Linked DNA regions of Homo sapiens: region 2 is linked to region 1. A link is a contact called in ENCODE Hi-C or POLR2A ChIA-PET data. All regions are on one chromosome and are shown on one strand. The core of a region is the stretch at or near the end of the contact, and the rest is flanking DNA. Distances in the headings are between cores, read along the strand shown. Region 1 has its middle 210 kb from the start of ERVE-5. Region 2 has its middle 170 kb from the start of ERVE-5.

Region 1 (6,248 bases), core at 2,562-5,061:
CTCAATGCAGAACAATGTAATGGGGGATGGTGGAAAATCAGATCAGCCAAGGCCTGTGCCCTGCGGCCCTGTGGCCACAATTTTCCTCTACCCATTCAGAGCACTAAGAGCCACCCCATGAGCATGCCTCTCCCTCATCTTCACGTGGACCAAAGCAGGCGTCACAAAGTGAGTTACGAACCACTAATATGGTTTGTAAATTTATTGTTTTCTCCTTGCTCTTAACTCGGAATTGTCAGGTTCTCCTCCTTTTCCTTCAGGGCCCCATTTTCCTTTGACAGCTCTTCCAGGCCAAGACTGAGAGAGCCCTAGAGGTGGAGGTGCCACCTTGAAACATGGGATAGTTCATGCCCACCCCTTGGCTGAGCAATGGCCAGGGAGAGCGCTCTTGTCACAAGGCATGGTGGGCTAGGGAGGAAAAGGAAACTCAGAAGTGGCGCCAGAACCCTCTTGCAGAGCCTGCCAGGCGCTTTTCACAAACACATCCTCATAAACAGCCACAGATGGCCTCTTTCACGGAGCATGCCCAGATAGTCCCCGGGTGACTAATTCCTGCCTTAGCTGTTAAAGCCGATTTCCCCACCATCAGTGAGGAACCTCTCCGCTTCAGTTACCTCCTCCCAGCGCCAATAAAGTGCACATGGCAGCTCTGAGCTCAGGCACGCGCTCTCATGGGGTTGCTCCAATTTCCATCCACAGTGATTTTGCTAAGCCAAAATATTTTACTTCCGATTAACCTGAAACAGTTTTTAAGTCTCTCTTTGCATTGAGAGATGCAAGGAAGTCAATGGATGGGTAGGTGGGCAGTTTTGGGCAACAAATACAATCTTGGGTGGGGACTTGAGCTAAGTCTTTAAAGCCCTGTCCTAAGATTTCAATAGTTTCTCATTCAGTCTCTCCTCTTAACTAAAATTTAAGTATCACTTTACAGACAAAATATATTTAAAAGATAATGTCTGTGCCTCACTCATCCCTCCCTGGGTCTTATCACTGTAGTGTAGTGTAGTGTAGACTTCCAACTACCCCGGGATCTTTTTGTTGCACGTTGGAAGATCTGATAAACAAGATAATCTTCCCTGCCTCCATGGACAGCCCATGATGGGAGGCTGCCTTGAGTCAGTACAAATGTCCCAGCCCCTCTGTCCTCATGGGAGCTAACTCCAAAGAGTGTGTTCTATGCCCAGAAGTGATGCAGGGCAGGTGAGCCCCAAATTGGAGCTTATCCTGGGAGAATTCTTGGCTTCTCCCAGCAAAGAATTTGAGGGCGAGCCGGTGGTGTTGGACAGCAACTTTTCTTGAAGCGGCTGTGTGCAGCAGCAGGGGGACTGCTCCTCGCAGAGCGGAGCCACCCCACAGGCTGTGTGCCTGGAGGAGCAGCTCAGGACAGTTCTGCAGCCACGTTTATCCCACCTGTAATTATATGCAAATTAAAGGACATCTCTATGCAGACATCTCTAGGATGAGGGTGGTAACTTCAGGGTCATCAGATCATTGCCATGGAAAGGGACTGTAACGTCCCAGTGTTGCCATGGCAACAGTAAACTGACGCGGCTCACTAGTGGGCGTGTCTTATGGAAAGCTACATCTGCGCAGTTCCTGTTTCAGACAGTCCTCAGTTTGTTCTGGCGTCCTAGTCCCGCTTCTGGAGTCAGGTTGCACCTCCTGCCTCAGAAGGATCAAGTTCCAGTTGCCCACATTGGTAATTAGCTTGATAATCCATCCTTTACTGTTACCTCCTGCAATCCTCTTATTCATTATGATGACTATTTTTTGAGAGAGGGTCTAGCTGTCACCCAGGCTGGAGTGCAGTGGCATGACTGTAGCTCACTGTGGCCTTGACCTTTCCAGGCTCAAGTGATCCACCCACTTCAGCCTCTCAAGCAGCTGGGACTACAGCTGCATGCCACCACACAGGGCTATTTTTTTTTTAATTTTCTGTCCAGATGGAATCTCACTATGTTGCCCAGGCTTGTCTCCAACTCCTGGGCTTAAGTGATCTGCCACTTCAGCCTCTCAAAGTGCTGGGAGTACAGGCGTGAGCCATCACACCCAGCCTTTCTATTCACTTTTTTTTTTTTTTTAAGAGACAGGGTCTCACTCTGTTTCCCAGGCTGGAGTTCAGTGGCACAATCATAGCTCTTGGCACAAACTCTTGTGCTCAAGCAGTCCTTCCACCTCGATCTCCCATGTAGCTGGGACTACAGGTGTGCACCACCACCTGGCTAATTTTTTTAGAATTTTTTTTTTGTAGAGATGGGGTCTTTCTATGTTGTCCAGGATGGTCTCGAATTCTTGGCTCAAGCAATCCTCCCACCTCAGCCTCCCAAAGCTTTGGGATTACAGGCATGAGCCACTGCACCTGGCCCCATCTCACTCTTCTATTCCCTTACCTGTGTTTCCTGGGATCACCTTCCAGATACTTTTTTTTTTTTTTCTGAGACAGAGTCTTGCTCTGTTGCTCAGGCTGGGGTACAGTGGTGCGATCTCAGCTCACTGCAACCTCTGCCTCCTGGGTTCTGAGATTACAGGCGCCTGCCACCACACCCAGCTAATTTTTGTATTTTTAGTAGAGGCAGGATTTCACCATTTTGGTAAGGCTCGTCTTGAACTCCTGACCTCAAGCAATCCACCTGCCTTGGCCTCCCGAAGTGCTGGGATTACAGGTGTGAGCCATTGCGCCTGGGCCCAGATACATTTTTTATTCATGAATTTTTGTTTCAGGATCTGTTTCTTAGAGAATGAGAGAGAAAAATGGCATCAGGAGTCATGGAGCCTCCAGGCTGGGTCTTGCTCTGGTGAGAAAGCACAGGACCGGGGTGGATTTCTGAAATCCAGGCAGTGCTCCGCACCAGGCGCGTAACAGACAGGTCTCCATGGAAAATAGTTCAAATGTTGGGCTTAAGGTTCAGCAAATTACATACAAAGTCTTCTTAAGGCCCCTTATGGAATTTGCTTTATGAGACGGGAAGATCTTTGCTCTGAAGGAGTGAACCGTGTGACTCCAGTCACCTTGCTGAGGGGATGTACTCCTCACGATTTATGGGACCTGATCTGTTTTTCATGGCATCAGGGCAGAGGAGCCATAAGGGGAAGTCCTGTGTGCTGACAGACCAAGCACACCCACTGGTGAGGCTCAGCCAAGTGCTTAACTTTAACCACTGATTAAATTTCCTTCTGTCACCTGCTCGTTGAGGCTCTGCTCTGTGCATTGCACTGTGTGGATCATAGAGGAGAAAAGGGAGATGAGACAAAGGACCAGCCCTGCAAGGGCTTATCATTTTCTGGAGTCTGAGAAAATTCTGGGAGCAAAATGCTTAACTGGAAGTCAGAAAACTTGAGATCTTGTACCTTGTCTTTTGCTGCATGATTTTAAGAAAGTTACTCCCCCTCTCTGAGTCATAAATTTCCATATGAAAAAGGAGGTGAGAGGATAGATGAACTCTAATTTCTCTCCCAACTCTGATTTCCTAGTCTTATATTTTGAAGGAACATTTAACTTTGTTCCTGAAGTTTTGGTAATTTGAGTCTGTAAGATAAATGTAATGCACAGATTACCAGGGGAAAAAGGTGTAAACATTTTATTAGCATTCATATGGGCTTGGGAGTCATACAAAATATAAAGACTCAAACAAATGTCAAGATGGTTGATGCTTTTAGCCCTCTTGAATATACAGAAAATAGGGGCTTGGATCATGGCAAAAAGGATACGGGAGAGAGAGAAGAGGAGAAGAGGCCTGGTTAGCAGAGGCAGTCTTGGTACACAGCTGGAGCCTCTCAGGTGGCAGCCCTCAAAGGGGGTGGGTGGCAGCTTCTGGTAAATGTTTCTCTGCAAGACCTTTAAAGGTGTCAGCCTCTCAGTTAATCTTTCCTGGACCTTGACAAGGAGGACTTCGGAGAAAGCCTTTCACATCTGTTGTTTACTTCCCTTTATTTCCTCTGCAGGTGCAAATCTGCCCCACAAAAGACAGCTTTGCAGGGCTCCTTGTGTTTGCAGGCCCTCTGAACAGCCAGCTCAGAATATGCCTAAGACACATATTTTGGGGTGAAGTATTTTGGTTTTGTGATATCACATAATTCAAACTTAAAATAATTTAAACTTAAAGTTATTGGAATTTTACCTTATTCTGAGCCTTGTGAGGAACATGGCTATGCAGCAGAGTCACGTGGAATGCAGCTGCGGCTTCCGCTTTTTTCTGCTCGTAAATAATTATAACCCAACAGTGTCAAGACCCCCTTAGGTCACTAACCCTCTTCCTGGAGTGGAGTCATCTTCCTTGGAATGGAACAATATGTGACTGATCAGTTTGCTCCAGCTCTGCCCTGTTATCCTGTGGAAAGTGTCCTGATCTCACCGATGTTTCTGTCTCTGGCTTTAGAAGTGAAACAAACACCAGCTCTCCCTATTCATTTGGGGTCGGCGTCTCCCAGACGGGCATCCTCAAGCTGTGTGCCCAAATAAACTCCACCCTTAATCATATCTTCTGAACTTCATTCTTTAAGGTTGGCAGTTGCCTTTAATCTCTTAGCAACATTTTGTATATTCTGGATTCTAGAGATGAGGCCTCAACATAAAGTTTAAAAGGTAGTAAAAAAAGCTTTTATATTTGTATTCTATGACACAGTCACTGAGGTAACATATTTAAGGTTTATATGATTTTAAATATAGGTACCCTAATATTAAATATTATCATCATTCACAGATAAGTTGATCAAAATCTGTTGATGGGTATTTAGATTTTTCTAATTGTTTTACTATTACTTCACTGCAATAAACATCCAATTGGATATATATTTAATTAATTAGTTAAGTAATTAATTTGTTTATTTTAGAGATGGGGTCTTGCTATGTTGCCCAGCTTGATTCACACTCCTGGGCTCAAGCAATCCTCCAACCTCAGCCTCCTCTGAGGAGCTGGGGCTATGGGTGCTCACCACCATGCCTGGGCTTTTTTTTTTTCTTTTTTTTTTTTTTTTTTTTTTTGAGACATAATCTCACTCTGTAGCCCAGGCTGGAGTGCAGTGGCGCAATCTCGGCTCACTGCAACCTCCGCCCCCCAGGTTCAAGTGATTCTCCTGCCTCAGCCTCCCGAATAGCTGGGATTACAAGTGGGTGCCACCAGGCCGGGCTAATTTTTGTCGTTTTCGTAGAGATGAGGTTTCACCATATTGGCCAGGCTGGTCTCCAACTACTGACCTCAAGTGATCTGCCCACCTCGGCTTCCCAAAGTGCTGAGATTACAGGCACCCACCATCAAGCCCAGCTAATTTTTGTATTTTTAGTAGAGATAGTGTTTCACCTTATTAGCCAGGCTGGTCTCAAACTCCTGACCCCAGGTGATCTGCCTGCCTCGGCCTCCCAAAGTGCTGGGATTACAGGCGTGAGCCACTGTGGCTGGCCAGCCTGGCATATTTTTGCACTTGGTGTTTCTACGGGGTGAAATAGCTATAGATGGGAATGCTAGGCCAAAGGATAAACTTTAAAATATTAACAGATCCAGCCAAATTGCTGTTCAGGGATGCCTTTAGTGAGAAAGAAACAAAAAAACAAAACAAAACAAAAAACCATTTTATGTGAGAAATGTGAGCCCCTTTAAATGTTTAGACCCAGAGAGGAATTTAAAATGCAACAGCCATCACCCCTGGAGCTAAGTAATTATCTCTTGAAGCCACTTCCTCTATGGGCTCTAAACTAACTGACACCCCATAGCCATAAAATGCCCTAGGAGGACACCTTAACTCATACCCTATAGGTCAACAATGTAGAGTCAATCTCTAATTAATGTTATCTCTCTAAACCAGTGAGAACTCCTGTCAAACAACTTTGTACCAGCCCACCCCCTGTTCCCCTTGACTTCAAAAACCTTGTGAAAGAGGCAGACCAAACACTCCCCAAGGCACCTGGGAAGTGTGTCCCGGGCAGGTGTCCTCACGTTGGCTCCAGTAAATTCTTTAAATACTATTTTGGGGCGGGGTGCTGTGACCCACGCCCATAATCCCAGCATTTTGGGAGGCCAAGGTGTGTGAATCACCTGAGGTAAGGGACTTGAGACCAGCCTGTCCAACCTGGTGAAACCCCATCTCTACTAAAAATACAAAAATCAGCCTGGTGTGGTGGCAGGTGCCTGTAATCCCAGCTACTCGGGAGGCTGAGGCAGGAGAATCGCTTGAACCCAGGAGGTGGAGGTTGCAGTGAACCAAGATCACGCCATTGCACTCCAGCCTAGGCGACAAGAGTGAAATTCCATCTC
Region 2 (6,248 bases), core at 2,451-4,950, 42 kb before region 1:
GGAGAGGTTATGTGTGTGCTGTTCCAACCAAAGTCCCATTTCACCAAAGCTGTTCTCAGAATCAATTATTTTTTTTTCCCCACGTGTAAAGAATTGTGTTTAATATCCTCCCTAGTGATGAACAGAAAAGCTGGCTGACTTCATCTCTGGGGAGCGAAAGATAATAAACCTGCCTTCCCTTTGAATTCACATGGGTTTGGTTCAAGTCCTGTGTGTGTGTTCTTGTCAGTCTTTCTTCCAATTGAGGGGCTCCCAAGAGAGTCTGACCCCAGCCATTAATAACTATGAGAAAAAGTAAAGCTTAGATTTCATAGGTTATTTTACAATTTGATACCACACTTAGCCCATAATTTAATATACTGCTATCGTTAACACATAGATAAAGCTTTCTAGAACCAAAGGGCCTTTGATGGAAGTAAATCAGTTGCTAGAACTACCAAGTTACATGCTTTTTCATTTTCTGCCTTCTAATTTGTGGTCAAACTTAGGAAAGTTTAGTGAACGAATGTATAATGGTGAAGAGTGTAAGTCCTGGACTCTGCATGACAATGATTCAAATCCAAGCTTCCCTGTCTGCTGTGTGATCCTGGAAAATTACTCAGCCTCTTTAAGTCTCCTCTCCCTAACTGTAAAGGGGCTAAAAGGAGATCGTTTCTCAGAGATAGGTTATTTAGAGATCACCTTTATAATATACTCAGACCTGTGCCTTGAATATGTGTGTTGGCAGCTGCTTTTATCATTATTGTTATGTTGGAAAGAAAGAATACAGAATGGGCTGTCCTGTGCCATTGCAGGGTGTTTACCAGCATCCCTGGCCTCTACGCATGAGATGCCAGCAGCACCCTTCCCTCAGCAGTGACAACCTAGAATGTCTCCAGGCATGGCCGACTGTCCCCAGGGGTGTAGACCTGGGTAATGCCATATGAATGTACTGGGTGGCCTGGATTTGGGTTTTTTTACATGTTTAGTTTTTTCATATGCACACACATAACACATCTGCCACTGGAAGCTACTGGGGACAGGCATTGCTGTATCAAAGATTGCAGGCAGTCAATTTTACCGAGGATTTTTGTAATGATCCCTGAGAGTTACTGAGTTCCCAGCAAGGCTTCAGCACCTGCTGGACATTTCTTACACAGATACAGGTATTAGTGGCTTTTTTGTTTTTTAAGAAAAACCAATTTCAAAAACAGGAAAGTGAAGACTCAGAGATGATATGCAGTTTTTTAAATTTTTTATTTTATTTTACTTTAAGTTCTGGGATACATGTGCAGAACATGCAGATTTGTTACATAAGTATACATGTGCCATGGTGGTTTGCTGCCCCTATCAACCTGTTATCTAGGTTTTAAGCCTCGCATGCATTAGGTATTTGTCCTAATGCTCTTCCTCCCCTTGCCCCCCACCCCCAACAGGCCCTGGTGTGTGATGCCCCCCTCCCTGTGTCCATGTGTTCTCATTGTTCAGCTCCCACTTATGAGTGAGAACGTGCGGTGTTTGGTTTTCTCTGTTAGTTTGCTGAGAATGATGGCTTACAGCTTCACCAATGTCCCTGCAAAGGACATGAACTCATATTTTTATGGCTATATAGTATTCCATGGTGTATATGTGCCACATTTTCTTTATCCAGTCTATCATTGATGGGCATTTGGGTTGGTTCTAAGTCTTTGCTATTGTAAATAGTGCTGCTATAAACATACATGTGCATGTGTCTTTATAGTAGAATGTTTATATAGTAGCATGATTTATAATCCTTTGGGTATATATACCCAGTAATGGGATTTCTGGGTCAAATGGTATTTCTGGTTCTAGATCCTTGAGGAATCATCTCACACCAGTTAGAATAGTGATTATTAAAAAGTCAGGAATCAATAGCTGCTAGTGAGGCTGTGGAGAAATAGGAACGCTTTTGCACTGTTGGTGGGAGTGTTCAACCATTGTGGATGATATGCAGTTTTATTGACATAAACCGGGACTTGCACCTGTGTCTGTCTGGTCCTATGAGCCTGCACTCATTTTAATGGTTTGGTTAAGCATTTAGATTCAGAGCTGGACTGCCCAGGTTCAACTCTTGGCAGATCATCTCTGTAACCTTACATAGGCTATTTAGCTTCCCTGCAAGCCTGTGAAGTAGCTAATATTATTAGCTTGACTTTACCTATAAGGAAATTGAGACATTGAGAAACTAAGTGAATTAGTGCTTATAAAATGCTTGGAACATTGCCTGGCATATAGTAAGTGCTATATAAGTGTTTGCTTTTTTAAACAATGCCTCTCCCTTCCTGCTTCTGTGAGTACCTGGTAGAGTCACAAAGGAAATGAAAGCTCTGATTTCTGGCTCCTTGGAGCGTCTCGTGCCCCTGGCAGGAGACTGGCCTATGAAGGTGGCCGTGAAGCTGGTGTTTGCTCCGCCCAACCCCTCCCACCCAGGACCACTCCTCAGCATCTGTGTTCTTCAGCAACTAATACCATACCTGTGTCTCTCCTCAGTGACCCACCTTTGGGCTTTGTTCACAGGTGCAGAAAGCTGGAAGTGATGCTCCAGGGAGTTTATGTCTCCCCATCTTGACCCACACCAATACCTGAGGCTCGTTGCTTTGATTCAAGTCCGGACAAGCTCTAAGGTTCAGCTCACACTGGGAGTCACGCTGCAGGTGCAAGCAAGAATGGGGCTTGAATCACACCCCTACTTGATTTCTCCGTCTCCCTCCTCCTTCCTACTTCTCCCAGGAGCACCATAGAAAATTCCTGGTACACTTATATTGCTTTTGGGGAGCCCAGTCTTACCCAGGCCCAGAGTCAGAGGGGACAGTGAGCAGGGGCCATGCCTCTACTCTGCGGTTCACACACACTTATGTGCTGGGGCTGCTCTCTAGACAAATGTTTGATAAATAGGACCTAACTTGAAGCCAAGAATGCTCTGGAATAGAGGGTGTGGATCTTGGTGCCTGGGGCCTCTAGAGGACGGAGGCCATTCTGGACCAGGTTGGCCAGGGATGGTGCCCAGGAGGTCGGGAGATTGGAGGGGCTGGGTCTGAAGGCTGTGTGGGTTTGGTACTAGGTGAAAGCCACTTGAATGATCTCCTTTCTACTGACTGCAGGAGCTCCTGGGAGTCTGTGAACGGTGGTGATGCAGAAAAGCAAAGCGTGTATATCTGTTTTAGTCCTCCCTCAGATCTGCTGAGGACACCTTGAGCCTGAAGTGAAATCACAGTGGCTCTCAGGAAGAAGGGTGACTGTCTGGTGTGCAGTTGTGCTGCCACGGCAAAGGGAACTTTAAAACATAGAACTGCCATGTAGAAGCTCAGGAAATATCCATGGTGAGGATCCAGGTTAACAAAAATACCTTCTACTGACCTGCTCTCAGACAGATCAAAGAAAAAGCTTCTTCCGGAAATGACCAAATCCATTTTCTTACAGGTCTGTCATCTCTTTTGGTCATAGAATCAAAAAAAATGGAAGACGAGAAAAGGCAGTGAAGACTGACAGCCTGTTGGTTGCTATTCCAGTCGTGTCTGCTCCATACGCGCCCTCCATCTCATCCCACCCAGTCAGTATATTTTCACCAGGCAGTGTTGCAGAAATGTCTGTGGACTCCAGTTCTATTGCAGTCAGGCAGCATTTACAGGTTTGACTTTCAACTGACCATGGCAGGAAGTCTAGAGGCAATTATAGCCAACACCTGCTCTATGTGCGTGCCGGGCAGGTGGTGGCTGATTCCTTGCCTCCAATCCATGATGTGTTTCCTATCAGCTCAGAATAATAACAGTGACACCTCTGCTTCTTCTCTGTCTGGGGGAGCTCAAGGCACTTTACTCTGAAAACCCTCAAATTACTGGCATTTCTTTTAGTGAAGATATCAAATTAATGACTGAAAAAAATGTAGAAGATGGTTATTGGTGATGTTAAAAGACAAGTTTAACCCACTTCCACACAACATGTCTTACAAGCGTAAAGTATTTGAGTAGAGAAAACTATGAATCTAAAATTGAACAAGATGTGAATTTAGACAGACAGCGTTTGTGGTCACAGATGTGCCGAGATGAAGACTGGAGGAAGGGCACAGTTTCTGTAGCAGTGACTTCCACCCAGGGTGTGTCTTGCTATTGTGTGAAATGATTTTTGACACTGGACAAATCTCTACTTCCACTTACAATGTTTTGCCAGCTAGCTGAGGCATTCTGGGAGGGTGAGGAGCCTGGGCTTGGGCTGACCTCAGGAAATCCTGTGTAAAGGGCTTTTGCACACTCAGAAGCAGGCCAGGTTCACCGCTGTTATGTGCAATATTCACTCCTGGCTCTTGCTTCTGAGCCTTGGCAAACCTGAGTCCTAAGAGGCCAATGAAAAGGAAAACACGTTAAGGAGCCAGGGCGCTTCTTGGATATCAGCCTGAATAGTTCTGTTTCATCTGGACCCCAATTTTACTCTCCTGCTGTTTTACACGGAACTAAAAAGAGCTTTACAGAGGACCAGATAGACTGCAGGTCCCTAGGCAGTCAGGGGCCAGGCAAGGCATAGGAGGGTGTCAGGCCTCTGAGCTCAAACTAGGCCATCATATCCCCTGTGACCTGCACGTACACATCCAGATGGCTGGTTCCTGCCTTAACTGATGGCATTGTCTTGTGAAATTCCTTCTCCTGGCTCATCCTGGCTCAAGAGCTCCCCTACTGAGCACGTTGTGACCCCCACTCCTGCCTGCCAGAGAACAACCCCCCTTTGACTGTAATTTTCCTTTACCTACCCAAATCCTATAAAATGGCCCCACCCCTATCTCCCTTCACTAACTCTCTTTTCGGACTCAGCCTGCCTGCACCCAGGTGAAATAAACAGCCTTGTTGCTCACACAAAGCCTGTTTGGTGGTCTCTTCACAGGGACTCGCATGAAATTTGGTGCTGTGGCTCGGATAGGGGGACCTCCCTCGGGAGATCAATCCCCTGTCCTCCTGCTCTTTGCTCCATGAGAAAGATCCACCTACGACCTCAGGTCCTCAGACCAAGCAGCCCAAGAAACATCTCACCAATTTCAAATCTGGAAAGCAGCCTCTTTTTACTCTCTTCTCCAACCTCCCTCAATATCCCTCAACCTCTTTCTCTTTTCAATCTTGGTGCCACACTTCAATCTCTCCCTTCTCTTAATTTCAATTCGTTTCATTTTCTGGTAGAGACAAAGGAGACACGTTTTATCTGTGGACCCAAAACTCCGGCGCCGGTCACGGCCTGGGAAGGCAGCCTTCCCTTGGTGTTAATCATTGCAGGGATGCCTCTCTGATTATTCACCCACGTTTCAGAGGTGTCGGACCACACAGGGACGCCTGCCTTGGTCCTTCACCCTTAGTGGCAAGTCCTGCTTTTCTGGGGGAGGGGCAAGAACCCCAACCCCTTCTCTCCATGTCTCTACCTCTTCTCTGCTTTTCTGGGGGAGGGGCAAGAACCCCTCAACCCCTTCTCCTTCACCCTTAATGGCAAGTCCCACTTTTCTGGGGGAGGGGCAAGAACCCCTCAACATCTTGTCCTTCACTGTTAGCAGCAAGTCTCACTTTTCTGGGGGAGGGGCAAGAACCCCTCAAACCCTTGTCCTTCACCGTCAGCAGCAAGTCCCGCTTTTCTGGGAGAGGGGCAAGAACCTCTCAACCCCTTCTCCTTCACCCTTAGAGGCAAGTCCCGCTTTTCTGGGGGAGAGGCAAGAACCCCTTATTTCCACAGCCCGACCTCTTATCTCTGTGCCCTGATCCCTTATTTCTGTGCCCTGACCTCTTATCTCTGCACCCCAACCCCTTATTTCTGCACCCCCACCTCTTTCCCACTTTTCTGGAGGGTAAGAACCCCCGAACCCCTTCCCTCCATGTCTCTACTCTCTCTTTTCTCTAGCCTTGCTTCCTTCACTATGGGCAACCTTCCACCCTCCATTCCTCCTTCTTCTCCCTTAGCCTGTGTTCTCAAGAACTTAAAACCTCTTCAACTCACACCTGACCTAAAACCTAAATGCCTTATTTTCTTCTGCAATGCCGCTTGATCCCAATACAAACTTGGCAGTAGTTCCGAATAGCCGGAAAACAGCACTTTCAATTTTTCCATCCTACAAGATCTAAATAATTCTTGTCGTAAAATAGGCAAACAGTCTGAGGTGCTGACGTCCAGGCATTCTTTTACACATTGGTCCCTCCCTAGTCTCTGTTCCCAATGCAACTCGTCCCAAATCTTCCTTCTTTCCCTCCCACCTGTCCCCTCAGTCCCAACCCCAAGTGTCG

Evidence for each region. Hi-C counts contacts between places; a loop is a spot of excess contacts on that map. ChIA-PET counts read pairs that join two places held with the same protein, here RNA polymerase II (POLR2A). Pooled maps may share reads with other maps.
Region 2: a loop to region 1 is called in a map with no recorded cell type, with 2.1 times the contacts of the local background. The contact joins two enhancer-like sites. A Hi-C loop is called at or near these places in 1 of 168 maps with a recorded cell type or tissue (OCI-LY7), 1 of 37 single-sample maps with no recorded cell type and 2 of 50 pooled maps. POLR2A ChIA-PET finds 5 or more read pairs at or near these places in 2 of 52 experiments (K562 and OCI-LY7).

The regions. Positions count from the first base shown.
Region 1 is chr19:28,391,779-28,398,026 of GRCh38, reverse strand. No RefSeq gene overlaps it. Among named protein-coding and RNA genes, the nearest start is that of ERVE-5, 210 kb to the left of the region's middle. Within about 2 kb of position 3,811, at least 2 of the 41 ENCODE cell types and tissues checked have a DNase peak (open chromatin) inside an H3K27ac peak, as active enhancers do; they include OCI-LY7, where a contact is called at or near this core.
Region 2 is chr19:28,433,988-28,440,235 of GRCh38, reverse strand. It overlaps the pseudogene LOC100420587. Among named protein-coding and RNA genes, the nearest start is that of ERVE-5, 170 kb to the left of the region's middle. Within about 2 kb of position 3,700, at least 5 of the 41 ENCODE cell types and tissues checked have a DNase peak (open chromatin) inside an H3K27ac peak, as active enhancers do; they include OCI-LY7, where a contact is called at or near this core.